7 separate regions of the Mus musculus genome follow, and regions 1, 2, 4, 5, 6 and 7 are each linked to region 3. A link is a loop called in an ENCODE intact Hi-C map of the cell type or tissue named here. Cell type or tissue: left cerebral cortex. All regions are shown on one strand. Region 1 has its middle 4.0 kb from the start of Gm31898. Region 2 has its middle 53 kb from the start of Gm32098. Region 3 holds the start of Zfp703 (zinc finger protein 703). Region 4 has its middle 25 kb from the start of 2310008N11Rik. Region 5 overlaps Gm32098 (a long non-coding RNA gene). Region 6 has its middle 15 kb from the start of 2310008N11Rik. Region 7 has its middle 6.7 kb from the start of 2310008N11Rik.

Region 1 (4,000 bases), 530 kb after region 3:
AAGTAAATTGTTCAGCTTTCGCTTCTTCCTAAACAAAGTGCCCTGATCTGAAAGTTCCCAGTTTGTCTAGAAGCCACGGTGTGTGTGACAGCTGTTTCTCTGGGCGGTGTTCTGCTCTCGCAGTCTTCAGCTATTCTGACTCCAAAGCTATTCTTGCCTTTTGAGTCACACACAAAAATGATCTACACACACACACACACACACACACACACACACACACACGTGTTCTTATTTCCCCTTTGTTTAAATTTTTCCTTCTTTCTCTAATATCTATACTAAAGACATATATGTCTATAATGTGATTATATAATATAATATTACATATTATGTCTATAATAATAAACATTATTATAGACACATCTAACATATGTCTATTATAACCACTTCAGAAACTTGATTTTTATGCTGTGTTAATTTTTGTGTGGTAGTTTTCACGTTGCCCCTTCCAGAGTCTTTCCTAAGATGGTATTTATTGCTATCAGTTAAAAGTTGGGCAAAACAAGTAGCATATGGAGAGTGGTAGGGACATTTATATATGCTTACATGTTACTTTTTCAACTTTGCAAAATATCTGACAAGTATGCTCCTTAAGGGGAATGTAGCATTACCCCCCCCCAACACACACACACACACGTCCATTTTCTGGACAAGGGAGTGATCCCACTGTGCCTGTAAGGGCTTCAGAAAGTTCTCATGGCCTCTCAGCATTGGCTGGACTGACTTCCAGGTACCCAGTCTCCTGGATGTAGCTCCACACTGACTTCACCCGCTCGGGACATATGATTTGTAGAGACCAGTCTCTTCGTGTGTTTCCACAGTGGTGGTTCAGTTCCACCGTGAGGCTTGCTATCTTGTTAGAAAGGTTATGTCTAAGGGCATAAGACCTTGCAGGGCAGGTCTGGCAGAACAGGGTGCTACCCCCAGCCTCTACAGCAGGAAGCCATTTTGTGAGCACACAAAGGTATACCAAGGTCTATAGAGAAGTTCCTATCTTTCCACTCATTTATCTTTGTACCTGCATGCCCTTCACGATGTAGTGATCTTTCTGAGAAGATTCCCCTTTTCCTGGATACCTTTACAGGCATCCGGAGATCAGTGTGTGGCCGGCTGAGGTCTGCAGGTCTCAATCACTAATAGCCTTAGGTTTGAAAGGAGGACACTTGGGTGGTCCTTGAAACTCATATGCAATACTAATCAACTCCTGAATAAAGCCAGGAGTTTGCCATGTGCTTCTGCAGGCCCTCCAAGTTCAATGCTTTGTGAACAAGTTGGTCAGTAGGTACTAGAACACTCGGCAGGTGCAGACACTGGTCATTAGACAAGAGATCCAAACAGCACCTTACAAGTAGTAAATACCAACGCTAGGACCTGAGATCACACTCAGTGAAGAGAGCCTTTTGCGCTTGCCCTTGGGCCACATGGTTCAAGGCAAGGAAGGTCCTTGAACGTTAGCCAGCTCTAGGCCATGTAGAAGAGAGGAGAGCCTCCCTTTGAGTCCGCTCTACTCTCAGGCCTCACACGCAATTCCCTGAAAGACCTTGATCTCGCAAGACCGCACCAAGGAAACGCTCGATAAGTAGCAAGGCTTTCACTAGACTCGAGTGTGTTTTAGTTGAAAATCTGAAGACTCTGAAAACCTTCAAGATGGAGAAGAAAAGAAGAGAAAAGAAAAGAGAGGAGAAGAGAAGAGAAGAGAGAGAAGAGAGAAGAGAGAAGAGAGAAGAGAGAAGAGAGAAGAGAGGAGAAGAGAAGAGAAGAGAAGAGAAGAGAAGAGAAGAGAAGAGAAGAGAAGAGAAGAGAAGAGAAGAGAAGAGAAGAGAAGAGAAGAGAAGAGCAAGGCAAAGAAAAGAAAAGAAAAGAAAGGAAAGGAAAGGAAAGGAAAGGAAAAGAAAAGAAAAGAAAAGAAAAGAAAAGAAAAGAAAAGAAAAGAAAAGAAAAGAAAAGAAAAGAAAAGAAAAGAAAAGAAAAGAAAAGAAGTTTCTTCAGCATTAGGAACAGTGCATCCTGGCGCATGTGTGGGAATGAACCCCCTGACACTCAGGGATCAAAGGAGCCTTCCTGGTTGGGGTAGTTGTACCACTAGCCACCAGAGGGCAGCAGCGGGTCAGAACAACTGGTGAGAATAGCAGTAAGTTAATTTCTCAGGAAAGGGTTGAGAAATGAAGAGACACCCCAGGGGACTGCTTGGGATTCTTCTCCCAGGCAGATCCATTCTTCAGGGACAGTCTATCTGTCCCCAGACGCTGGGAGCACTGGCTGCTGAAGGCTTGCAGATGCATAGCTGCTGAGAATTGCCTGCCTAGGGAACTGTTCTCGGCCCAAGGTTATATGCCTTCTCCGGGGAGACAAATAATGATTGGCCACTGAAGGAATTGGGGAACTCTGCCTCAGTTTGTGATAACTCCTCAAGGACACGCAAGATCCAAAGTTTCAAGACTGGCTGAGGCTCGAAGTCTTCTAACCAACTCTGTCTTCCTGAAATCATAGGCATGTCTCCAAAAGCCATCTCTTGATGAACATGTCTGGCATTATTAGCCTCCAGGGTCCCCCGGTACAGCAACAACTACTCGACGTGGAGAATCGCAGCCGTTGAACCGAAACCTAGAAATAAAAGACACAGAGTAGGCCGAGGGGGGCTTGGGGGTAGGGTGTAAAATATGTACAATTTATTCACTGACACTTCAGAAGACATTTCCTTTTCTTTCTTCCTTCCTTCCTTCCTTCCTTCCTTCCTTCCTTCCTTCCTTTCTTCCTTCCTTCTTTCCTTTCTTTCTTCCTTCCTTCCTTCTTTTGGCGGGTGCAGGTTAAATGGCACTTGGGCTTGTAAGTCTTTTCTCCAGTGTACCTTCCTTCCCACATGTCCTCACATCATTGGGCTGACAGCGCCTCTCCCCTTCAAAGCCCCACCTAAGCAGCGCTTGCTCTATGTTGGCTGCAGTTGCTGCTGGGGTGGGGTGGTACCCAATTACTAAGCTGGGATCCCATCACACTTACTATGTAGACATAGCCAAAGGAGACCAACAACAACAACAATAAATAAATAAAATAAAATAATGAAATTCTCTGGCTCACTCCCCAATTTCCCTGAAATTGCATCCTGGACCATGTTGGCTTTTGCCTATTTTTTTTTTAAGTCCTCAGTAGGATCTCTTCAAAATAATACAGAGCCTGTGCCTTTCCTTGGCTTAAGTAAGAACCCCTCTATCAAACCTCCCATTGTTAAGGAAAGGGACTCCTACAATCACGAGCTGCAAATCCGGCATTTTGTAGCATGCTCAGAGGCCAGGCCTCCACGGGGAGATGACTGAACGGCCTATGGATTAATGTACTATTATTACATTACTCTTTAAGCTTCAAAGGTCTGCCAGGAGAGCTCAGCTCACTATCTATTCCATGACATTTTAAGAACAAATAATACATTAATATATTTAATTTGAGAATAAACACATACATTACAGGCAGGGGATTTTGTCTATGCTGATAAAGGCACCAGATGACCTTTCCGGAGCAATCCTGGCACGCAGGGCTGGAAGGGGACGTGTTCCAAAAACCAGTTTCTATCCGCTGTAACGTGCAAGCTCTGATGCTTGCTTGACCTGTGAAAAGCTGCAGCTTCCATGTTCTTCGGGGATGGGAGCTGTGGCTATAATTACTCCTCAGACTCTCATCTGCAGAAACACTAAATCTTACTGCCTCAAATTAGCTAATCAATTAAGTGTCAAACCACAAAATGTTGGAGATTTGGGGTTGTGTTTATTCTCTTGGCAGGCACTTCCTCCCTCCGCCTCTTGGACTCCTCTCTCTTCTCCTTGCAGGGGAGCTGGCTTTTAAAAAATGACTGGTCACCCATTGTTTATTTCTGGCTTGTAAGCAAAACACAGTTGAAGTTACATAAGCCCGAAGCCCAGGACTGACTAAATCTACCCTGCAATTGATAGGTTGGCTACTGTTCAAGCCGGGCTGTGTGTTCTCTGGGACCTTTCTTGGGACTAGCTTAAAG
Region 2 (4,000 bases), 220 kb after region 3:
AGTGGCAACTTTTATAGTCCAAGGCAGGACAAGTAGCTGAGAGGTGGTGAGTTCTCCTTCTGCTATGGAGAAGTGGGATGATGCCATACCAACTTTCTATAAACAATAACCATAAGCTCTAGACAAAACTTAAAAAAATTTAAAATCCAAGTACTCACAGCTATTGATTTTAGAAGATTCATTAGCTAAAAGGAAGAGTATGAGATAACTTTTCTGGTTATTAGGAGCACATCTGAAGTTAGCATCGCAAGGGGTAGCTAGGTCAAATTCCCATAGGAAACCTGTGGTACCTCTGGCTTGAAGAAACAGATGACAGAGGTTTGGGCAACTAAAGTTGCTAAATATAAACCCTGTGCAAATCTCTGGCTAATTTGAGGATTAAGTGCATATGGGGCACCATCCAAGCAGCTCAGCTAAAGATAGAAGAACTGAACTGAGATTTAGAGAGCCGCCAATGAGATAGTTTGTCACCTGAGTCTTCTATTGCTACAACTACAGCTCAATAATCTTCAGAAAATACAACGGAATTCAGAGGAGCCACAACACGATACTCACAATGTCTAGAAAATAATCCAAAAATTTAATACAGAAAGATCAAATGGATGCTGAGGAAATACAGTCCATAAAAACTGGTTATTTAGTCCAAATACTGAATATATACTCCCTAAGATAACAGAATGTATGACTCCAAGGAAGACAAGATGAAATCTTAGTGGAGACACAACACACTAAATAAAACTGCAGAACAGAATGTTAGAAGCAAAACTGCAGTGAGCACTTAAGAAGGATGGCTATGACATCAGAAGATTCTGTGAAATTACAGAGCGAGGAGGTAAGAGTTTCTAGGCCTAAGAATAGAAGAGAACAAACAAACTAATGAGCAGCATCTCAGACACTGTGAGACAAAGTCAGAATGTCTAACACATGCTCAGTGTTGCAAAAGCAGATCAGAAAAAAAAAAGAAATAATAAGTAAAAGTATACTGTACAAATGACAAAAAAAATCACATGTTATACATATAAAATGTCACATGTTACACATATAAAATGTTACATGTTATACATATAAAATGTTACATGTTATACATATAAAATGTCACATGTTATACATATAAAATGTTACATGTTATACATATAAAATGTCACATGTTATACATATAAAATGTTGAAAATGACAAGTAGGAATCAATCTACACAGATTTCCCAAATTTGATAGATGGCCTAAGTTTACATATTTAAGAATTTTAGTGAGTCCAAAGCAAAATATACATGTAGAACATCATGCTGTGCAGCCTCACAGAACAACTGTCCACAAACTTTGAGAAAAAAAAAAAGAGAACTCTTGAAAATCTTGAGAGAAAGGGTGTAGTAAATGTAAATCAATAATCTACTGGGGTTCAAACCACGATGGAAGCCCGTATCCAAATGGATGTATGTAAGAGAATAAAAGAGACCAGATTACATCCAGTGTGAATATTATTTAACAACAAAGATAGCAGAGGGACCCTTTTTGATTAAGCAAGATTGTTTGAACTCGGAAAAGCCCCTCAAAGGCCCATATGCCAAAGGCTTGGCCTCCAGCTTCTGAGTACTGGGAGCTGCTAGAACCATTAAGGTGTGAAGCACAGTGGGAGGAAGTTAAATCATTGGGTATGTGCCTTTGGGGGACACACTGAGATATCCCTGTGTCTGTCTTTGCTCTTCTGCCACCATGAGGTGATTAGACCTCCTCCAACATGCACACCCTACGTGCCATACTGTGCCATCTCAGACCCCAAGCAATGGCGCCATGCTGACACACAGTGACCTCTCTGAAACCGTGGACCAAGGCAAACCTTTCCTACTTTCAAACTCATTCATCTCAGGTATAAATGGAATGCTAAGCCACCCACACCACAGCAGATGTTGCAGAACGCTTCAGATTCCGAGAAGAAGCTACCATATGGAAAAGTAGGTCTTCAGGAAGAAAGAGCATCAAAATGGTAAGTAAATACCTGGTATAAATAGAAAACAGCATTTCTTATTTCTTTAAAATGCACATACCATTTTATAAATTATAATCATGTCTTGTAGGGTTTTTGGTACAATTGATGTGCTGGATGATAGACTCAACATTTGCAATGGGGTGAAGTGGTCCAGGGGCTGAATGAGTGGCAATGTTTTCTTATATTTTGCATAAATAGTACAATATTAATTCTCAGAAGACTGTACATTTTAATGTCTAGAGAAAAGAAGATTGATTCATTGAAGGAGCTTATGTGGAAGTTGCTTATGGTGATCTCAATGGCAAATCCTGTTGATTAATTGCTTCTATGTAACGTTGTAAAGATAAAAGAAATTCAATGAGAACAGCCAATAGGGAAACAGGCGAAAGGCCCAGAATTGGCACAAGACATCCCAAGACCAAGTTTTCAGCACAAAGGAGATTTATTTGCTCTAAAGGAACAAAGGGAAGGAATAAGAGACAAAGACAAGAGATAGAGACTGAGAGAGAAAAGAAAGGAACAAGGGTGATGGGGAAGGGATATTTGCTCTGGAGGGACAAAGGGCTGCCTCTGGATAGAGAGGAGACAGATCTGGCCTAGAGGCAAATGGTACTTTATAAAGAGAACAGAGGAAACCTGTGTTAGGATGAATTGCTTTGTTTTGATTGGCCATGTTAATTAGGTAAGCCAAAATGGGGCTTTTGATGCTAGATTTCCATACTTTGATAGCTGGACCTTGGTAGCTGGCCCTGGGAGTGAGGGAAGAGTGAGGGGGAGGAGGAAAGTAGCCAAATAAGGGACTAGATCTTGGTGGATCTTTAGGAATTGTTAGCTTTAGGAATGTAAGGCTCTTCCTCCTTTAAGTTGTTTTCCTCAGGGTAAGCAACTAAGGCATGAGGGTCAAATCAAACCAACTCTGGGGAGTGTGGCGGTCTCTGATTTTGTTTCATGCTATGATGTGAAAAGTGTCGTGGTATAAAAAGGTTGTGGGGCTGAACATCCCTTGACACAGAGTGAGAATACGAGGTTATCTTCCTGCTTGGCACTTTCTGAGCTGTGTGCCTTTAAACAAGTCACTAACCTCCTTGAGCCTTAGTTCATTATATGAAACATTGAGTAGTGATCTCCACCAATGCTCCCAAAGGAAATAAACTCTGTTTTCTGAGTTTATTTAGTGCTCTGATTAGAAGGAGGTGGTTGAACCCTATGGTTCCAAGTTGAGTCTTAGGGAAAATGAGTGATGACATTTGTCCAAAAATCTTTGTTCTTGGTTAGGTTCTGTTTTCTTGTGTGGTATAAATTGGCAGAGTGTAGTAACCATCTTTAAATTATAGCTCTGTGACTATAGCTCTGTGTCTTTGGACATGTCTCATTTTCCTCACCTGATCTGGGCTCAGATAATATTGGCATGGCATGACAGGGGTGACCAGTTGTCATTATTGCTTCATCTCTGAGTGGATAAACACATTTATGTGGGCTTGCCAGCCAGTGCCAAGGAGGAGTGGCTTTGCAAATAGTTCTCATTTTGCCTTAGAGAAACACCCACCCTTCCATGAACAAGCCTGCGTAATCTTTCTTTGAAGACATGATATAGTTTTGGTATTTTTTTGTGGACATGTCCAAAATTAATTGAATAAATAACCCAGAGCAAGTAGGAACCTGTATGGCAAAGATGAAGGAGCCACAGGATGGAAAGATGCTAGGTCTCCATTGCTGCTTGAAAGAGAACTGCACTGCTCATTAGGGATACCGTTTAGAATTAGTATACGTGTCCGATACATTATTGTTTTGTTTGTGTTATCACACATTTAGTGTTTTCTTTTATAGCATTAGCCAATTTCGGAAGCACAAGTCATGCAAAGCATCTGGCATGGATCAACTGTCACTTATTAGGATTAAAGAAGTTAAAGTATTCTTCCACTTGCAAACAATGTTCTTTAATCAGATCTGATGGCTACATCACCCTTGCCAAGGCCGAATTTCTGTCATCCATTCCTGTGATTTTTGTTTCTCCAG
Region 3 (4,000 bases):
GCAGAGGGACACCGGGTGGAGGCGAGGGAGGCCCAGAAGCCGTCTTTGGACAGGACTCTAAGGGGCCAGAGGAAAAGTAAAGGACTCTGGGCACCATAAGAGCAAATCCAGTCGGTTAGAAAACACGCAGCTCCAAAGGGCGACTGGGCAAAACCCTTCCACCCATGAGTCTAGGGAGAACCTGGGCGGGCGGGGAGGGGGGTGTCTGGTTCCTGCCTTCCGTCCCTCCTCAGGAGGTCCGCCTGCGTGGCCAGCTTCGGGCCTCGCGTCGCTACGGGAGGTGGGGTGGGGTGGGGGGTGGTGGAGGGAGCAGAGCCATGGGCCCAGCATGGGTGGAGGAGTGGGGTTCAGTTCTGGGTGGGCAGCGCCCGGAGACTGACCTCAATTGGGCTGACGGGTGTGGAGGACAGCGGTTGCAGGTACTCCGGGTGCAGGAGGTGACCGGTGTGAGCGCTCAGCATCTTCAGGACCCTGATAGGGAGCCGGTTCGCCTGGCGCAGGGGGTCCGCCGGGGGCAGGAGGGACACCACTGCCGGCACCGCCGGCCTCTTCCCGCCGCCGCCGCCGCTGCTGCTGCCGCCGCCGCTGCCGCTGCTTTCGGGTGTCCTTGGGTTAGATCCAGCGGGCGAATCGCTCATTTGGAGGAGGCAGTGCCACTGGGGGGGCGGGGAGGGAGGGGAAGCTCCGGGAGGCGAGCTCCCGGGGCGGGTGGGCTCGCTCCGCTGCGTCGAACGCCGTGCAGCAGCCGCTGCGCCTCCGTGCCGCCTCCCCTCCTCCACCGCCGCCGCCGCCGCCGCCGCCGCCGCCGCCGCCGCCGCAGCTAGCCCAGGCGAGCAACACAAAAACCTTCGCCTTCCGCGAGCTGCACGTCAAATAGCCGCGATCTGCAGCCACACTTCAAAGGGATCGCCGCGCCCGCCCAATCGCAGCTCTCTCCCGGACCCCGGGGCGGGGAGAGCGGAGGGCGGAGGCGGGCGCCGCCGGTGGGCGGGGAGAGTCTTAAAGCGCCCTAGCCGGTCGCCGCCTCCCGGCCTTCGCCCAGCGCTGGATCTGCTCCCCTTTGCGGGTTGTGCCCGGCTGCCCTAGCCCACGGGTCACCCAAGGGACGGGACTTCTGGACACGGGCTCTGTGCCCTCTCCTGTTGCCTGCTGCTTCCCACTAGTGTCTAGGGTGGAGACCGGGGTGGGAACGCAGGGCGCCTGCTCCGGTCCTAGGATCCAAGCCTCTCCCCGGGACCGCCGGGGGGCGGGCTACGCCTCGGGAGCTCGGCAGCTTCTCCGAGCTGCTTCGGCCGGTTCTCTTTCCCCTAATTGGCCTCTCCCGGATGTGTTCACTTGGAAGCGCCGAAGCCTTGGGGGCATCCACTATTCCCTGGGCGCTGCCTGAGCCCTTCCAACTACTTTGAGCCTGTCCAGTCAGACTGGAAGTGGAAGGACTCCCTTCCCGGTGAGACGGTCTAGGTGAAGCGTGGTTGAAGGTTTGGCTCCCTGGCCAGGAAGCGTCACCTCAAAGCTCCTGGAACGCCCCCAGGGGCGCTCTGAATTATAGATCGTGTTTGGTGTGTTTCAGGGTTCTTGTCCCGTTTAAAGTCATAAAGCTACCTCACTGTGCTGTGACGAGCTGAGCTGCCGTTTGGCGGCGACGTGGTTGGAGGTAGCATCAAAGTAGAGGCCGATGTCCTAGAGGAGGGGGGGGGTCTCAGCATTGCAGGACGACACAAACTCTAGAGACTGCCCCATTGGTTTCCCCTCCGGCGAAATTTCGAAATAAGACCTTTTTATTAATAATAACAGTACCCTCTCGGATTCCCCCAAGCCTTCCGGAAAAAGTACGTATTTACACTTGGCAGAGATTTTTACATAGTCATGGTCCTGACCATAAAGTTCTAGATCCTTGGCTCAATCGACTGAGCTTGGTCCTTTGTGCCCCAGCTCTGGAGTGACCACTTTTGCGTGCCCTCAGTGGCCAGTGGAGGCGCGCTGGTGTCGCTGTTCCTTTTGAATACCCTTTTCCAGTCGTGATTTGTCAGTCACTCTGACCATCAAGTTCTGACTTTGTAGGAGTGTTACCCAGGACTATCTGGTTCTGACTGCCTGATGCTGACTCACGGTTGTTTTTTTTTTTTTTTCCCTGACTCTGATATCATTGACTCAACACAACGTGAGAGCAAGAGATTCCAAAGGGGTCGTCAAAGTGAGCGGAAGGAGCGAATCATAGAACAATCATGAACTTCATGATGTGCAGGAGAGAAGGCGGCAGGCAGCTTCCAAGGCCACATCCGTCATACACAGAACTCAAACTCTCCCTGGAGCCACAAGGTTTGATAAATAAATGTGCATAGGTTTCTCAGAAATTACCCGACTGTCCCTTCCCTCTCTTTAGATCTTATAAATTTAGTGAATAGCCAGAGATGCCCTGACTCTGATGATATGGTCCATATTGCAGCAGGAGGGGCAAGAGAATGAATGGAAGGGAGGAGGATTTTCTCATTTATTTTATAGTACAAAGTTTTACTCTCTTCCCGCAACTCCCATAAGCTCAGCTCATGCCAGCCTATGCCTTCTGACCTCATGGTCATTGCGAACACTTATCTGTAAAATTCTACTCCAAGCTGGGTCTGCAGCCTCGTTCTTGTAAATGCAGCACCCAGGAAGCTGAGGCAGGAGAGTCACACCATGAATTTGAGACCAGCTTGGCATACCTAGTGAGTTCCAGTCTAGCTTGTGCTACAGAGTGAGACCCTATCTCCCAACAAACACAGTCCACCGCGATTGAAGGGTTACTTCAACTTAACCCAGGCCTTTGGCCTTTGGGAGAGAAAAGAGTGGAAGAAGGATGGGTTGTAGAAGCGATGGCCTTTGTGGATATGTTGGAGGAAAAACTGGGAAGAAGGTAGAGTTTGGAGACAGAGACAAAAGTCTCCTGGGTTATTGTAACCAGTCCAGCTGGGGGCGGGGTGGGAGGAGAGGGAGGGAGAGAGAGAGAGAGAGAGAGAGAGAGAGAGAGAGAGAGAGAGAGAGAGCCAGCCTAGAAACCATTCTAGGAGCAGAGCAGATGTGTGTTAGAAATGATTAATGGGAAATAAGTTAGAGGGAAAGAGAGTAGACACTTAGGAATGTGGGTGGGAAAGAGAGGGCAGGAGGCTGCAGAAAGGACGGTGGAGTATTTTTATTTGGAGAGTAGAAAGATGTCAAATGAACAAAAGGAAGAAGGGGAGCAGACAGGATGTCCCGGCTGGGCAGGCTAGGGTGCAGGCGATTTCCCCACGGAATGATACATTGTCCTTTTAAGAAACTTAGTTCTCTAAGCTCAGAGCAGTTAGCATGGACAGGGCTAATGGTGCCAGGTGCCAGACGCCAGGCCTGTTTCCTGCTCCTGTACAGTATGTAGGACACACACACTCCACAGCACACACAGAGGGTAGGGACAACTCCTTGGGGGTGCTGGTAAGGACAAGAGAGCTTCCTTGATTGGATTGATCCAGTTTCCTTGTGAGAGAAAAATTAAAAAAAAAAAAAAACCAAAACACCGTGAGCTAGGCCCAAGGCCTAATTAAAACACTTGCAGAAGAGTATTGAGATTGCGATTTGACATTTACTTAGCAAAATTGTTACCCCATACAGAGCACGACACTGGGCCTCAGCCGCCTAAAAGGAAGTTCAGTTTTCAAAGGAATGGCTTGCCACCTGGGTGAGAACATGACTCATTAATCAACCCGGACCCGTGTTTACTGAGGGCCAGCTGTGGGCAGAGCATTGCCTTAGGAATGTGGTTGAAAAAAAAAAGACCCTGTTAAAAAAAAAAAAAAACCGGTTGCAGTGCAGGGGCATACAGCGCATGTCCTTCCCTCACAGAAGTGTGGCAGATGCAGAGGACCTCATTTGTCAGCCCTTCGCTGGTTACCCTGGAAATGACAAGCAGTGGTTTACCTAGGACAGGGCTAGAGCTACTTGAAGCTGTTTCTAGGACACTGGAGTGAAGAATGGGCTGCCTGTTAGT
Region 4 (4,000 bases), 130 kb after region 3:
TACCTAGGCTTTTGTGAAGGTGGGGATAGGCATGGATCTGGAAGAAACTGTAGGAAGAGGGCTTAATTGTTCCTAGTGTACTGAACTCTGGCCTTGCCATTCTTCCGGTGCTTGTGACCCTCATGACCTAGCTCCATCCGGCTCCGTCCCCTGTCTCCTCCTGGTCCTGTGCTCTGGCCTCCTTGCAGAGGCACAGGCACATGGGAATCAAGCTTCCCCCTTTACTGATTCATTTGATCCTGCATGCACTTCAAGGTCGAGAGCAAGCTTTGTTTTCTTAGAGAGCATCCCCGCTGGCTTCTGTTTTCTCTGACAGCTGTGGTCCCCGAACACTTACTTCCCATTCCTCCTCTTGGTTCCTTGATCCTCCATCTGTCCTAGCTCACTGGTAAATGGGGGACTTAGATGAATGAGCTCTAAGCTCTGCACAGTTCTAGGCTCCTACATCTATTTGCTCTACCTCCTCAGCTTGGCTGTGCATGCCTCCAGAGCAAGGGCAGCATCCTTCCCTCCTGTAGCATCCTACAATATTCTAGCGCAGGACTGGGGCCTGGCTGAGTATTCTCCAAGTGATTTGCATTACCTGGCTTCTAGATGTCCTTTTCTCTTAGTAGAGGAAGAGGTGGCTTAGATGCCCTGGAAGCCTTCTATTAAGCCTGCAATAAAACTGCTCTGCAATTAGCGGACATGTGTGGGAAGCTATGATATTTCTGCCTTCAGTGTGTTTAGTTGGTTTAGATAATTTGTTCAGGAAGCTTTCCCCAGCAAAGGAGGAAAGGGGATGCTTTTATTAAATGAATATCAGGGTACTCCCCTGTGTTTTGTATGTAGCTCATTAGACACAAGTGCCCTGGTGGTACCGACCCATAATCCCAGCTACTCAGAAGGCTGAGGCAGGAGAATCTTATTAGGTTCAAGTCTTATGAGGGGCTACGAGACAGGTTCAAAGCCAGCCGGGACAACTTAGTGAGACCAAAGTAAGAATGGGTGGGGATGGCATAGCGTAATAGCAAGTATATACCTCGCAAAAGGTGAGACTGTGGGTTCAGTCTTTAGGACAGCCAAGAAAGCAAGCTGCTCTCTCTGATTCCTATCTGAATCCCCACTTGCAAGGTTCCAGCAGGTCACTTGGTTTGTGACTCTTGTTTGCACATCTCTTAGACAGTGATCCCAATATATGCCCCGTCTCTCTCAGACGATTGCTGTGGGAATACAGAGACAGGAAAACAGGGGACAATGCTCTCTAAACTGGGACGTTAATAGCGGCTCAGACTTCTTAGCCTAAGAGGTCAAAAAAGTAAAATGTAAACAGGAACAGAAAAAGACGCATCGAGGGTTTTTTTTTGTCCCGCCGACTCACTAAGGGACAAAAACAAACTGCTTTTTTCTGGATGATACTCTGTGAAAATTGCTCCCATCCTCCCCTCCACCTCCCTCCACCCCCCCGAAAACATGGAAAGGAAAAAGTGGAGTGTGAAGGAACATTCTGGTATATTCTGAGAGTTGACTCTGGGAGGAGAGGAAAACATGAGCAAACAAAAGCTGTCACTCACTGGCAAGCTGCTTCCCCAGGGGAATTATCTTTATAAAGAAAAAGCAAAACCTCTGCTGCTGCCCGCAAGCTGGGAGCAGACAGCGTGGTGAATGGCCGCCTCTGGGCCGTGCCTCCCCACCCAGTCTTGGGTTCTACTATCTTGGAAGAGTTGGCTTGCTGTCTCCCGAGTGGAGAATGCCTCCCCATCCTTCGGTGTTCCCATGGTGATTTCTATAAACAGGCACGTCCAGGGGTGTCATAGCTCGCACCCAGATCTCCTAGAGCTGCACCTTCCCTCTGGCTGGCGGCCACACTCCAGAGTCTCCATGCCCAGCTCCAACTTGCTATGTGCACCCATCCATCACTCTCACAGTACCTTATCGACTTAGAGGGGCCCTGGAAGCTGGCAGTGAGAACTCCAGCCTTCTAGAAACCTGTTTGTGTGCAAACAGACAAAGGTCTCTCTCTCTCTCACCCTCCCCCACTCCCCGCCCCCACGCGCAAGCGCGCACGCACCATCCCGACTTTTCCAAGACGATGATTGAGTTTTTCCCCTCTTCTGCTTGATATTTCTGCCAAAGCAAGAAAAATCCTTGTTGAAGTCTAGCAGGAAATCCAATAAAAATTCTTCAAAAGATGGGCTTGACATTGAAAAACAGCAAAATTATAAAATAGGCCTTAGAAAAGAGAGAGGAGAGTTATTATATCTGGCACGGAGCAAAAAGCCCCGAGACCCCGTCCAAATGAGCCATCGTAGATTGAAAGTGTTTAGCTTCCCGTTGATTAAATATGGAGAAGGACCCAGGGCCTGCCAAGCCTCGGGGATCCAAAGTTTGTTTTCAGTCAGAATGTGTTTTCAGTCAATGGAAAAAATGGTCGGCCTGTGCCGGGCTATGTAACGGAGAAGCCCCAGGTTTGCAGTGAGTAATGGCTCTGAAGCAGAAAACCATGCGGGCTGTTAATCATCCCTCGCAGGGCCCTGTAATTTCACTCAGCGACTCAGTAGGCTTGGACCATGCTCCCCTTCCCCCCTCCATCTCCCTCAGCTCATTTTGCTCAAGGGAGAAAAGAGGAGCCCGTCTAGCGTTGGGTCCATGTTTTAGTTCTTAAACTCTTCTCTTCATCCCTCTGCCCGCAGCACCCCTTTGCCAGAGGCAGGATGCCAGCCTTCAGGATGAGGAACGGAGTACAGATGTATTTAAGTCTATGGGGCTTGTTCAGGGGAACTTTTCTTGTCCCACGGGCGCTCTGGAATCAAAGCCTGGGAAATCCCCCTCCGCCCCATCGCCTTCCCAAGGCCAGCTGTTTGTGGAATGTTCTTAGATGTTCTTGAGCAGGGTTGCCTTATTTCTGCTTTATAGTTTTTTTTTTTCTCTCCTTCCTCTTCCCCTTACTTTTTAGGCAAGGTCTTCCTTTGTAGTCCAGGTTGGACTCAAAGCTCCGTGCCACGCAACATTCTTGCCTGGGTTTACAATTTTCATTTCTCCTGGGCTCTTATGGATCTTACCCCATTCTCATTTCTGATGTCATTAAAGTCCTCCGCAGCTGGGGAGGCACAGGAAAACAAAGGGAGAGGGGGAAAGGACAAGAAAGTAGGGAGGGGATATGGGAGAGGGGAAGAGGAAGAGAGAGAGAGAGAGAGAGAGAGAGAGAGAGAGAGAGAGAGACTCTTGGAGATGGCTCCTGGCACAAGACAGGGATGGGATTTTGGTAGGCCAGACCTCCCTTCTTGTTAAATACTGCACCCCTCTATTTTCTGCTTTCTTGAACACACACCCTTTCTTTTCCAGTACCGTTTACCCAGTATAAGCAGAAACAGCGGCAAGAGGATGCTGTCACGGTTCGTGATTCTTGTTGTTTTCTAGTCTACTCCCTGGTGCAGGTTTCAGAACCTGCAGCATCACTGTTTAAAATGGCAGCAAGGGGCCAGAGAGGCTGTTCAAATGGTGGTCACTGTGAACTCCATCCGGGCACCAGGATTTGATTGCAGGAAGTCACTTCAACCAGGTTTTTATATTTTATTTATTTTTATTTTTTATTTTTTTGAGGGCTTGGCAAATAAATGGAAGTAAATAAATGGCTTTAAAGTTATGGCATGGGGATGCTTGGTGGTTTAGCGGAGACAGATCCTTCTGCAAGGAGAGCGAGAGCACAGTCAGCAAATACCCCAAGTAACCAATGACAATAAGCGCTGAGGAGGAGGCGTCAGCTCCAGGGATCTGGCCTGCCCTAAAGAGACAGCTAGAGAAGCTCTGGGCAAGGGTGGAGCTAAATAGAAAGCTGTGGGCAGGATGGTAGTGGGGAAGCATGCTTGTATGCCATCATTTGGGGGAAGCATCGCTGTAAGGAAGTAAAGTCTAGTCGGATTGGTCCTTGTGTATAACCTCTGCCTTCACAAAGCTATCCTCTCCAGTCATATCCTTTGCAGAGTAGTTACAATGTAACAACGCTGGGCGGAGAACGTTC
Region 5 (4,000 bases), 290 kb after region 3:
AATCTAGGTTTTTCCATCAGAAAGACTGGATTGTGGTCACTCATTGTGCTTTGACTATTTTCCCATCACATTTCTAGTTATGCTCATAGAATCAGCAATGCTTCTGGTCTCTGTGATTGAAGAACCTTCCTGTTGTAGGGATTTCTCCTTGGGTTGACTCCCTATCTGGTACCCTGAGTGCCAGGAGGTGGGAAAGTGAGACAGGCTCTGTAGTAGGCCAATGGGTATCCACAGTCTAGAGCAGGAGAGATTTTTCAATTCATCTTTTGCATGCATGGTATCTGTCAAGTATGTGATATTTAATGAAAGCCTTTTGAGCAGAATAAATAAAGTCAGTTTACAGATGTAAGCAATTCACAGCCAAGGAGCAGCTCAAAGAGACTTTAGCTTTATTATAAATAAGAGAAATAATCATAACAATATGTTTCTCCTTGCTCAGACATTCCTATGACACCGTTTCTTCTGTTCCTGCCAGCGGTGTCTCCGGGGACTTTGATGACCTCACCTCTTGTTTAGTTTTGTGGTGCACCTCAAACAATAGCTTGCAACCTTATTTATGTCCCCTGCTTACAAGGCAGGCTTGGGTCAGTCAACCCAGGTGCTGCTGATCTTTGGTAAAGGCAAGAAGCTGGCTCCAGTCACCAGAGAGAAAACCCGGACTTCTTCCACAGTGGTGTGGTAAGGGTAGAAGGGAGATGGTCACCTTCTTCCTGCTAGCCCCAGGCTCAGCCCACTAGGCAGGGCTGGAGGCTAATGCCAATCTGGAAGGTGGCCCACCCCTGCGAACTAGAAGGCAACAAATGAGACGAAATGAAAAATATAATGATGCATATTATATTAATCATCCTCCCTTTTTCTGACACAATAAATCTTCTCTTTAAACTCGTGGTAGCGATTGCAACATCTTCCTCTCTCCTCGAAACAGCACAGATTAAGATGAAGTGATAGTGCTGTGTCAAAAGAGAGCTTTACTGCCACACTTGGGATACAAAGAGAGAGGTTAATTTATCATCGCTGGGGAGAGCTGACAGGAGAGAGATATACAACCGAAAGGGGATTTAGCACAGGGCCAAGAAACTTCACACTATTTTTACCATCTGTCACATGCTCTAATAAAGCAGGGCAAAATATGAAGAAAGGAAAAATGAACTATCAAACACTGATGTAATGCAGCCCATAAATCTAATTTAATTACTTTGCATGGAGACAGGTCCTCGAGTCTGTGTGAATATACTGGATTTTCTTGGCAACTTAACAACTAAGTGTTTTAATAACATCACACTATAATTTATTCTGCTTGAAACACAAAACCCCTTTTGTGAGAGTTTCATTTTTGAGAACTGTTAATTTTTTCGGCTAATGTCAAAACTGGCATAAATTCACATGTGAACTTGAAGCCTGACTGTGAAAAAGGCTTAGGTTACCGCATGCCTTTTTATTGTTCCACACGTCCCCTGCTTCTGCATGCATTAGAAATAATTGGTCTTTGTTGATGACTTAGGTGAGGAGAGTCGTCTTGCAATTAGATTTTAATATAATGACAAAGGGTGTGTGAGGGGGGAATCTTTGTAAAATAAAAGGAGCTAAGAAAACCCAGTGAGTAGAGGCCCTGTTCTCCAGTGAAAAAGAAAAAAAAATTCAGTGCATGATACTCTTAGAAGCAGAAGTAGGCTGTGCCCAGAATCATGAGAATCCCACACAGGACAATGTAAGATCTCAGGGCTGACCAAGACACTGGGGCTGCAGGTCTGCCCTAGAGGGAGCCAGTGGGAGCAGAAAATAAATAAAAAAATACAATTAATATTCATCATGTGTCCTCCCGAATTTGGATGCAGTTACAGAAATTATTGTTAATAATGAAAGCCATATATCAAAGGCTATAAAACTCATCTGGGCTAGGACACTATTTTTTTAGGCTCTGTTCTGAACCATTAAAGATGACATATTGCATTTGTGCGCCTCTGTGTATAATAAGATACATTTAGGTCTGATTCTAACCTAAACTGGCAATTTTGGTATTGAACTTGAGTCCTTAAATGGGGGCTGTGACATTCCAGTCCAGAGGAGGTCAGCAGAACCCATCCATTCTCCCATGACCTCACTCAAACAGGGCAGGATGGATGGGTAATTAATTTGTTAGATCATCAGTGATTCATGTTGGAAAAATACAACACAGAGGCTCTTGACAAATTCAATTGAAATACAGTGGGGGAAAAGGATACGCATCCCCCCCCCCCCCGTAAAACCTCAAACCTTAAGCGTAGAGCAAGACAGACTGTGCAGTTCATTTATCTATTCCTTCAGGATACTTACTTTATAGAAAGCCCTGTAGGGTATATACGGGGAGCACACGCAGTCTGGTAACAGAGATACAGGGATTTGGACACTCCCAGAGCTTAGAAGCCATCTGTGGAGTTTGTGGAGGAACAGGGCTGGAGGTGTTTGGTCGTGATACCTGATCTGGATAAAAACAAGTGCCTGAATTGGAAGATTCTAACAAGTCTAAGTCCCATCAGGAACTTGACCACAATGTCTATACTGTTGACTCTTTGCTCACTGCCACCAGCGATGTGGTGTATGCTAAAAGTCCCAAGCTGTTCAAAGACCCAGAAGCCTGGAAGCTGAGAGGTTACGGGGTTTTGTTTTGTTTTGTTTTGTTTTGTTTTGTTTTGTTTTGTTTTGTTTAGAGAAGTAGTTTCAAATATATTTCTCCTGGTGCTTGTTTCTGAAAGTTCAGACTCCCCAGATCAGACCTGGAAAACACTCAATTCCTGTGGTTTCTCGTTCTGTTGAATTTGTGTGGGAGAAAAATGTACAGCCTTGAACTCTGAATGAAGCCCAGTGTGGAAGCAGTGGTTTTCAGTGGTGCCATTTCCAAAGCTCTCATTGCTGTTTCTAAAGACTTCCCACGTATTCTGTTACTGACCCGCAGCTTGGAATAGTGAACATTAAAAATTAAAAAAAAAAAAATCCAGGCTGCCAGTATTTACTTATGAAATGACTGGGGAGAGCCTGGCAAACCGGCTGCCTGGAAATTAGTGCACAAATTGAAAGTTTGAAGGCTTTTTGTTCCTGGCATTTTGACTTCCTCATCTGAAAAATGGGGATATTAATACCTACCTCCTGGAGTTGTTGTGAAGATTAAGTGCCGCTATGTATGTAGAGCATGGAGCACAGGAAAGGGATGGCTGCAATTATTATTTTATTATAATTATTTAGATTTCATACCCTCCTCTTCCCCTGTCTTCCTAACTTCCCCATTTCTCTCAGTGACTCTCCTCCACTCCTCCCCTCCCCCTACTCTTCCCCCTCCTCCCACTCCTCCCCTCCTCCCACTCCTCCCTTTTCCCCTCACTCCTCTCCTTCCACTCCTCCCCTCCCTTCTCCCCCTCCTCTCCCTCCTTTCCATCCCCTTCCCCCACTCCTCTTTCCCCTCACTTCTCTTTCCCACTCCTCCCCTTTCCCCCCCTTTCCTCCCCCTCCCCCATTCCTCCCCTCCTCCCCATCTCCTTCCCCCACTCCTCCCTTTCTTTCTATGTATCCCCCAACTCTTCTACCCTCACTACCTTCCCCCTCCTCATTGCTCTCCCCCAAGCTGATTTCCTCACAGATTCTTAGGAATCTGCTTCATTCAGTCCTCCCCTCTCCTCACTCTTCCCCAGATCCCCTTATTCCTCCCTCCTCCTTTTCCAAGTTTCTCCTCCCTCCATATACAGGAATCCTCTTCCCTCAGCCTCCCCCTTCTGGCCCAGCAGCAGAATGCAACCAAGCCACTTTCAAAAATAGAAAACAAGAAAACAAAAAAGCCATCTTCAAAAGAGGAAATACAAACAAACACCAAAACAACCAATGCCATACATGCCCAAAGATGACTTAGGCTATTGTTCAGAGATGGCCCTTCCTTGGGAAGCACTTAGCAGAAATAAAAGGAGTACCACACTGCTCTGGGGTGTGAACGCAGATGCAAAGGAATTTGAATTCCCCAAAGCAGAAGAGGAAT
Region 6 (4,000 bases), 170 kb after region 3:
CAGGACCGAGCAAGGTCCCGATGGAGGGATGTGAGGGCTTCCATTTGTAAGCAGAAAGACTACTTTGTGCTTCTCCTTCTCAGAGTGGCTCAGTGACCTGGGGTCCCACCACAGCATTTTGCTCTCCTTAGTCTAGGATCTTCCATTTCCAAGACACGCCGTCCTTGTTTGTGGTTTTACCCGAAACCAAGTCTGGCAAAGCGATATTGGTGTTTTGCTGTGAGCCTCCTCTTGCTGTCTCTATCCTCTGCTGCCCTTGCCTGCTTTCAATGGGCTGGGGATGGTCCAGGGCTCCCTGCATGGAGATGGGAGTCTGGAGCTTCTTGCAGTGTAGGCTATAGGTGGTACAGGCTGTGCTAGGGTGGAGTCCAGCTCAGCTCCCATCCTCTCTGGAAACCCAGATTGACTCTTTACTCCCCCATTTACCCCTCCATATGTTGTTTGTTGTTGGCTCCTAACTTGATCCCCCAGTGAAGACAGGCCTGGAGAACCCAACCCACAGAGCTGAGGACAACAGCTAGCGATTGCATAATTCTTTCTTGGGATCTTTGAGCGTAAAACTGCCCGGTGCCTCTTCCCCAAAACACACAGAAAATACAGAGAGTCAATCATGTCATTCAACACAGGGGCACTCTCAGATGACAAGGTCTCGGGCAAGGTCTGGTGCCCCCTCATGTCCTTGGCTTTCTTTCTGTATCTGATCTCTGTTCTCCACCAGGCTCTGTTTTGTTCAGTGGCATGGTGTTTATCACTGTTTCAACACCCCATATGGACCATAAGCTCTTTTAGGGCGAGATCATGCTTTGCACTTCTCTGCAATTCACACAATGCCGAGCAGAGTGTCACGGACGCAGAATCTGCTTCGCAAATATTTAATTGACAGGGAAATGTTGAATTGGACAGAGTTTGTGGCAGCTCTAGTTTGCTTCAGAAAGATTGGCACCAGGTCCTTAATCTAAAAAGGGGCTGCTCTAGGTCTCGGTGCTGGGCCCTCCGTGTCAGGTGAGATCCCTGTTGGTCCCAATCTTTGTTCCCATCACTAGAAGTCTCCTTATTATGCCACATTGAGCTCCCAAGGCACACTCTAAAATTAAAAAAAAAAGGCTTTGGGGGGTTGATACGGTCCTAGTGAAGTGAAAAGAAAGCAGAAATTCTAGAATGGGAGGGGAAAATGCCTATGAAGTCTCCTAGTGGGACTTTATTCTTATCAAGCTCTGGGTTCCTTGGTGGGTATGCTGGGTGACCTGAGGGTCCCCTTTCATTACCTAAACATGAGAGGGAAGAGTCTGTCTGTTTGTCTCTCTGTCCGTCCCTGCCTGCCTGCTTCTTACCTGAAAGAGAAAGAGGGCACACTGGGTTTTGTTTTAAAAACAGAGGAAGAGGAAATGAGAGGACGGTGCTTGCTCAGATGGTACTGCTCGTTGAGTCTGCACTGAATGGTCACTTACCCTCAAAGGCGGCAGCAGACACTTCTGGAGGGTGACTGTATGACACAGAGGGCTTTGTTTCAGACTTTCTCCTGTGTGTGTCCGAAGTAGAATTGAGTCTTAAAGAAGACCCTTGCCTTCTGCTCCTCCACTCTCTTCGCTGACCAGAGGGTTCTGTTGTACAACGTGTCTGACTGTATGTCGCAGGATGAAAGTGGGCCTTCATACAGGAAAGGGAAAAACAAAGCCAGGATTCTAGATCTCTCTCTCTCTTTCTCTCTCTCTCTCTCTCTCTCTCTCTCTCTCTCTCTCCCCTTATCTCTTTCTATACTTCCTCACAAATATCCATGAGCTGCAGACAGAAATCCCATTGCAATATGCAGACTGAGTGCTAGACTTGGGGCTCTGGGTTAAATGGTAGTGGGGTGAGGGGGTGGCTGTGAGGCCCTGTGTGCATGCCCAGAGGGAGCAGGGTGCAGGCAGGTTCCCTAGGACTCAGAGTGAGGGCAGAGTCTCCTGCCTCACCCTGCATGCTTGCTGCTACCGCCTCTGTTCACCCTGCCAGCCAGCTGGGAGCCACCGTGTGATTGATAGCCCCAGCTTGAGTGGAAAGTCCGGATTCCATGCAAGACAGCTAAGGAGGTAGGAGGGAGAGCTGCTTCTAACATCTGCAACAAAATTAAAAATTAAATAAATAGAATTTGTTAGTTTACAAATAGAACTGTTACTTGTTACTCAGGGTATTAACAATCTTCTTTTTGGATTAAATTTTTTATTTTTATTTTTAATTTTTTTTTTCTGGTAACACCCGTGAAAGACGTTTGTTTCAGTTGCCAACATTTCTGCAGAACTAATGTGGGTGGATTGTGACAGATATAATTTCTCCATCCTACACTTTCATCAACTTGAGTTCTGTTAAACTATGCCCGCTGGGCTCAGCTCCTTTTAAAGTTTCCGCTTTGACAGGTAGATTTATTAGTCTTGAAATTTGTACAAATCAGATGTCACTCGTGGCAACTTGTCAAAATGTCAGTCTGGCAAGGCAGCATGAAAGGCTTTCTGGAGAGAGACAGACGCTAGGCAGGCTTTGGAGAACTCCAGCGTGTTCCGTGGAGGCACGGAAGGGACTCCAGCCCTTGATCCTGGGGGCTTTACTTTATTAAATATCTCTAGCTGTACAGAGGGGATGGGCTTTCAGATCCAGGTCTCAGAGACATCAAGTCTGACAGTTCCCAAACGGTGGCTTCTGTTGCTTGCTCCTGGTGTCAAATTTCCTTGCCTGTTTTGTTCAGTTGGTGGCAGAAGTCGCTGCCCGCCTGCCCGCTGAGGAGGAGGTGGGGGTGGGGTTGTCCTGTGGTTGTGTAGGGGAGCTGAGCAAACCCAGGTCTTTTGGTTTTCATCAGATGCTGAGTGGTTCCTGGGACTGTATAGATGCTCAAAGCTGGCTCCTTTGGCCAAAAGGAGAGCTTAGCTTCAGGCCTGTAAGTTCAATCCTCAAGCTAGCTCCAAGGGTGGAATGTTTGGGTCTCAGGTTTAGAGCAAGAGGCTGCTCTCCCATAGTGACAATAGATGGCAGTCCCATTTGGTCTCAGAAGACCCAAGGTTCTCTCTTTCCCAACGGGTGCTTCCCCAAAACCTCCAGGACTTTCCCATTCTCCAGCCTTCTGTTAGTCAAGGATCCTGTGATTCTGCTAGCTCCATAATTATCTTAGTTTGACATGGCAGGAAATGTTATTAATAGTCAGAAAGCAAACTGCATGTCTTGCCTGGTGTGGGGCAGAAGAGGGAGGTAGGAAGAGCTAAGCCGTGGGGCTGCACGTGGCTTTCAGACTGTGACAGACTACTTGAGTCCGGATGGATATGTGTGTTAGCGCCCCCGGGCAGATAGCCTCTGAGCAGGCATGCGAGGGCGGGCCAGGACTTGTAAGTGGAGAGCAAGTGATGGCCCAGAAACTCATTGTGGACCGGCATATTCCATATCTCCACTTGTGTTCACCTGGCTCTCAGTATCCACACAGCTTCTCTCCCCTACTCCTGTGAAGTCTGGGGAGCTTAATGAGGTTTGTCCTCACAGAGAATGAGGACAATGGGAGACAGGAGACTGTTGTCAGTGTAGGCGCTCTGACTCCTTGCTTCGGGAAGGGGCTGTGGAGAGTGGCCATCGAGGACCTGTTGGGATCCACCTCTTACTCTGAGATTTGTGGTCTCTGAGGCAAATTCAGACTTGAGAAGGCTTGCTCTCTCTCTTCACCCCCTACCCCTTCGTTTTCCTCCCGCTTTTCATTGCTTTGGGCATTGCATTGTTGAACTCTTTTTTTTCTTCACTAGTTCCCAGAAACTCTCGCTACAATATCTTCCTGAAGGGTGACACTCCTTTAACTGGGGATTAGGTGACACGGAACAAAAAACAAAAATCTGGGGAAATGGAGCAGAAGCTAAGATCAAGGCTAGGGAGTTAAGAAGGCTTCTGAGACGCTAGAATTCTCTTTCTGAGAACCATTATTCCTTCAGGACGCCCCCGACCCTATCTCTAGAGCCCAGGGCCTAGCTTATTTTTAGAGGCAGAAGGACAG
Region 7 (4,000 bases), 140 kb after region 3:
GAGTTCTTATGGAGCAAGGGGAAGACACAAGACTCCACTGAACTGCCTTCATTTTACACATATTGGGAGAAAACGGATCTGAGAAAAGAAAGGAACAGATTGCCCAAATGGGAAGGAGAGAGAGACAGAGAGAGAGAGAGAGACAGAGAGACAGAGACAGAGAGACACAGAGAGAGAGAGAGACAGACAGACAGACAGAGAGACAGACACACAGAGAGAGAGACTTTAAGCAGAAGGAAGAAAAGGAACTAAAACCCTAATGCCCTTAAAAAAAGAAAACGGAAAAAAAAACCACCATAAATTATGTCTTTGGACTGAATCCATTGGTGTCTTGCCAGTTTCAAATAATAGTGTAACTTGATTAAGAAACTTTACAGGATTTAAAGTTACTGGCTTTTCTGACTCCTCCCCGAGACTTCTCTTTAACTTACTGTCTACACCAGGCTAATTTGTTCCAAGATTTTTTAATCTTCTCCAAGTCTGAGATGATGTTCCTAACTTTGTAGCCATATCTGAAGGATTCTCTTTTTGTGTGTATATAACGCCAGGACTTGAACCCAGGGCCTTGGCACGCTAGGTAAGTACTCTACTACTGAGCTGTGTGTCACTGGTCCTTATGGTCACTTCTACCTGTGACTGCAACTCAGAATACTGGACCAACCTAAAAGATTACTCCAAAAACGTGTTACAAGTGAAGTATAGCCTCTGAGAACTCAACTTATCAAATTCTGGTCTCCTTTTGGGTTACCTCAAATATCAGAAAAGGGACACACATGGGACTAGGAAGAGAAGTTCTCAGGTGTTTGTGGTTATAGCATTCCAGGGTCAGAGGCAGAAGGATCATGAGTTTGGGCTACATACAGAGTTTCAGGCCAGGGTGTGTTACAACAGAAAGACACCTCTTAAAACGAGGAAGCAAGCAAGCAAACAAAACCAAAACAGCACAGAAAGAGAGAGAGAAAGAAAGAAAGAACAAAAGAAAGGAAGAACGAAAGAGGGGAGAAGGGAAGAGAAGACAATGAAGACTTTGCTAAACCATTCATCAGGACCAGGATGTAGCGTGTTAGGAGTGCAGGCTGTGATGACTTAGAAGCACAAGAATCCTAGAAATGCACTGTACATTTTCTGGTGAGACTGGAGTTCTGTCTGAGTGAAGTCATCCTGATTTGGGAGGCACCCACAAAGCAGCACCCAGGGCGCCCCGTCTGTACCTGAAGGTCTGGATTTGAGCTGCAGCTCTTTCCGTCAATCCTGGGGTTGTGTGGCCTTGAGCCTGCTTCCTCGTACACTCCTTCCCTCCCAGTGTCAGCTTCCCTGGGTAAAGAAAGTGAACTCAGGAAAAATCCTTGCCTCACAGGGCCTCCTCATCACAAGGATTAAATATATTAGCCTATGTGAAAGTACCCTGTAAATGACGAAGCCTTCAATTAACAGTTGGCGTTAGAATTACTGCTTACGTTACAGAAATCCAGGTCTCTTTAAATACCCGTGTTGACAGCGGGCACGTTTTAATTTCAGAAAGGGTTTGAGCATGGAGGGCATTAGAAAAAAGGGCTCACATGGTACCTGTTCCCCCTGGGCCATTTGTTCTCCTGTAATTATTGTTTACTAATAAGTATGTTTTGCTCATAAATGTCCTATTAAACCGGGCTGAAGCCCTTCACCAGGCTGGTCTGGCTTTTCTGGCTGTGATTAAGCAGGAACCCCCTAGAGGCTCCCTTGAGTAGTGAGTCTTTCGGGCTGTGGAATTTTGTCCCTGACCCCCGAGAGTCCTCCTCAACTGTGCAGTGGCAGTGCCCCTCAATGGGTGTCCTTGCCACGCCCTTGCTTCCTTCCCACTCGTGCTGGTGTATAAAGGGAGTATTGCATCACTCTAGTCTGGTTTTCTGTACCTCTGTGGCTGTTTGTTTCTCCTTGTCAGTAGTAGTCTGGTATGGGGATGGAGCAATGGTTCTGGAGGCGGGGTGCCTGGAGCTGGAGACTTTAGGTTTAAGTGACTACTCTGGGATATAAGACCCGCATCTCTGACCCCGAGCGATGCTTACCTTTCTAGTGTTGTGATGAGTATAAAGACTGCCTTTGAAGGCGCACACACAGAGGCTCGATAAATGAATATTCTTTTATACAGATGGTGTCTATCTTGCATGAATTGAAATTACTAAGGGTTGGTCAAACCCAGAGCCTGTGTTCTGATCTTCTTGGTTCTGATCTTGTTAGTCTGAATTTAAACCTTAACATCAGTCAGTCATGGCTTCCTAAGGCTTGCTAGGACTATGAAATATTAGTGCATACACAACAGCCAGGGATTGGATCTTGTAGAAAATGCAGATTGAGAGTCTGTGGGATGTGAGCAGCAGAATTTCTACATTAAAAAAACATTTATTTTATTATTTAAATTATGTGTAGGGATGTACATGCATGTATGTGTGGATGGGTGGATAAGTGCAGACATCTGTGTAGACCAGGGGCATCAGTTCCTCTGGTCTGGAGTTACAGGCACTGTGGGTGTGGGTGTTGGGAACTGAATTCAGGGTCTCTCTGGAAGGGCAGTGACTGCTCTGAACACTGAGCTATCTCCCCGGCCCCCACTTTCTGCATTTTTAACAGGCATACCATGACCACAAAATGTGGAGCCCACTTTGAGATTTAGCCTGCATTCTTTTGTGATCCTTAAATCTTGAAGCAAGAAGCAGTGGCCATACAAAGACACACCTGAGCTGCAATTAAGGCCCACTTAAGGTTGCTCCTTAGGGGAACCATTCTGGAATCTGTTCTCTCTCTGTCTCTCTGTCCCTTTCTGTGTCTCTCTGAGTCTCTCTGTTTCGGTCTCTGTCTCCCCTTCCTCCCGAATCCAGCCCTGAATACTTATCCACATCGCTACTAGAAGATATTTTCTGGTTGTTCATTATCTTTTCAGACTTCCTAGTTTATCTTGGAAGATAACCAAATAAACAAAGGCATTGCCACAGAATACCGAAGTCCTAATGAGTCTGAATGGATACCTGTTTGTACTACTCAACTGGAAAAGCAGATTTTAGGCTGGGCTTAGAAATAACCCCAATACAGTTAGGTGCCCACATGAAGCCCCTATAGCTGGGATGCCACTGAACCCAGAGAGGCTCAAATGAAGGACAAAGCCTGTGTGTGTGTGTGTGTGTGTGTGTGTGTGTGTGTGTGTATTACTTAGAGGGATGCAGAACACTCCAGAACACAGGGCTCCTGACAGTTCTCAGCCTGGAAGAATCTCTTCATCACAGACAACAGCAATGTGAGCAAATGAATCCCCTGTCCTGACGCAGTTGCAGAGAGATGCTTGGAGCACTGCAGTGGACCTTGGTAGAGCTTGTTTTCATCAAGCAGAATCATGCTTATGGCGTATTTCATGAGTTTGTGGCATAATAAACAAAAAAGGAATGTCAGAGCACATATCTGATAGCAACTCTTCCCTAAGGATTGGACTTCATACTATTGAGACTCCTCTGCCTGTGGGACAAGACTGTGACAAGCACGGACCTGGCTCGCAGTGTGGCTGAGTGTGTGCATCTGTGATCTCTGGTTAGCAGATGAGCAACCAAAACGTCATGTAAGAAGCTCTTCACGTGATCAGATTATGGGATTTCACTTGTCCAGGAAGTGATCTGTCAAAAGTTTACCATAGGACTGAGAGCTGGCAGTTGGCAATAGAATAACACAGTAGGCATACCTATATTTAACTTTTTGTCTTCTCAAGCTCTTCCCCTCTCACCTTCTCTCTTTCTATTCTTCTGAGTCAGGGTATCACTATGTAGCCCAGGCTGGCCCTGGAGTTATGACCCTCCAAGAAGAAAGAGGTACAAGGGGAGGGAACCATTGGGGAGGGGGAAGCAATAAAACAAGATTTGGGCAATGGCATATGTCAGTTTCTGCCCCAGACTTCTTAGACTCAACCTTAGAGGCAGATGTGCTCTGCTCAGGCCAGCCCGCAAGGGCTTCTGGGTATTTTCTTTGCTTTGCTGGCACA

Evidence for each region. Hi-C counts contacts between places; a loop is a spot of excess contacts. Peaks named below come from ENCODE experiments on the same cell type or tissue, not always from the same donor. Only the 100,000 strongest peaks of a DNase experiment are listed, where the experiment ranks them.
Region 1: a loop joins it to region 3, with 2.7 times the contacts of the local background. A loop is called at or near these places in 22 of 42 quality-filtered maps.
Region 2: it touches region 3 in a loop (4-fold over the local background); 3 of 42 quality-filtered maps call a loop at or near these places.
Region 4: a loop joins it to region 3, with 4 times the contacts of the local background. A loop is called at or near these places in 10 of 42 quality-filtered maps.
Region 5: a loop joins it to region 3, with 7 times the contacts of the local background. A loop is called at or near these places in 30 of 42 quality-filtered maps.
Region 6: a loop joins it to region 3, with 5 times the contacts of the local background. A loop is called at or near these places in 14 of 42 quality-filtered maps.
Region 7: a loop joins it to region 3, with 2.4 times the contacts of the local background. A loop is called at or near these places in 10 of 42 quality-filtered maps.

What each region holds. Positions count from the first base shown.
Region 1 is chr8:26,441,378-26,445,377 of GRCm38, reverse strand. No RefSeq gene overlaps it. Among named protein-coding and RNA genes, the nearest start is that of Gm31898, 4.0 kb to the right of the region's middle. In left cerebral cortex, CTCF peaks have their summits at 2,082 (motif pointing right) and 3,788; DNase peaks (open chromatin) are centred at 107, 2,099 and 3,930.
Region 2 is chr8:26,749,733-26,753,732 of GRCm38, reverse strand. No RefSeq gene overlaps it. Among named protein-coding and RNA genes, the nearest start is that of Gm32098, 53 kb to the right of the region's middle. In left cerebral cortex, no CTCF peak of the experiment used is centred here; a DNase peak (open chromatin) is centred at 1,891; H3K27ac peaks cover 1,233 bases.
Region 3 is chr8:26,973,992-26,977,991 of GRCm38, reverse strand. Zfp703 (zinc finger protein 703) reads right to left here and starts at 656. Exons shown (of 2, transcript NM_001101502.1): 1 at 381-656. The coding sequence starts at 638. Gm39150 (a long non-coding RNA gene) reads left to right here and starts at 2,077. Exons shown (of 4, transcript XR_001778540.2): 1 at 2,077-2,319. In left cerebral cortex, CTCF peaks have their summits at 1,221 and 1,975; DNase peaks (open chromatin) are centred at 956 and 1,957; H3K4me3 peaks cover 2,041 bases; H3K27ac peaks cover 1,979 bases.
Region 4 is chr8:26,847,057-26,851,056 of GRCm38, reverse strand. No RefSeq gene overlaps it. Among named protein-coding and RNA genes, the nearest start is that of 2310008N11Rik, 25 kb to the right of the region's middle. In left cerebral cortex, no CTCF peak of the experiment used is centred here; DNase peaks (open chromatin) are centred at 201 and 1,659.
Region 5 is chr8:26,687,043-26,691,042 of GRCm38, reverse strand. All of the region lies in intron 2 of Gm32098 (a long non-coding RNA gene), which reads left to right. Among named protein-coding and RNA genes, the nearest start is that of Gm32098, 9.6 kb to the left of the region's middle. In left cerebral cortex, CTCF peaks have their summits at 1,721 and 3,752 (motif pointing left); a DNase peak (open chromatin) is centred at 3,750.
Region 6 is chr8:26,806,925-26,810,924 of GRCm38, reverse strand. No RefSeq gene overlaps it. Among named protein-coding and RNA genes, the nearest start is that of 2310008N11Rik, 15 kb to the left of the region's middle. In left cerebral cortex, no CTCF peak of the experiment used is centred here; DNase peaks (open chromatin) are centred at 2,022 and 2,354.
Region 7 is chr8:26,829,099-26,833,098 of GRCm38, reverse strand. No RefSeq gene overlaps it. Among named protein-coding and RNA genes, the nearest start is that of 2310008N11Rik, 6.7 kb to the right of the region's middle. RefSeq lists an enhancer at 1-613. In left cerebral cortex, a CTCF peak has its summit at 1,692; no DNase peak of the experiment used is centred here.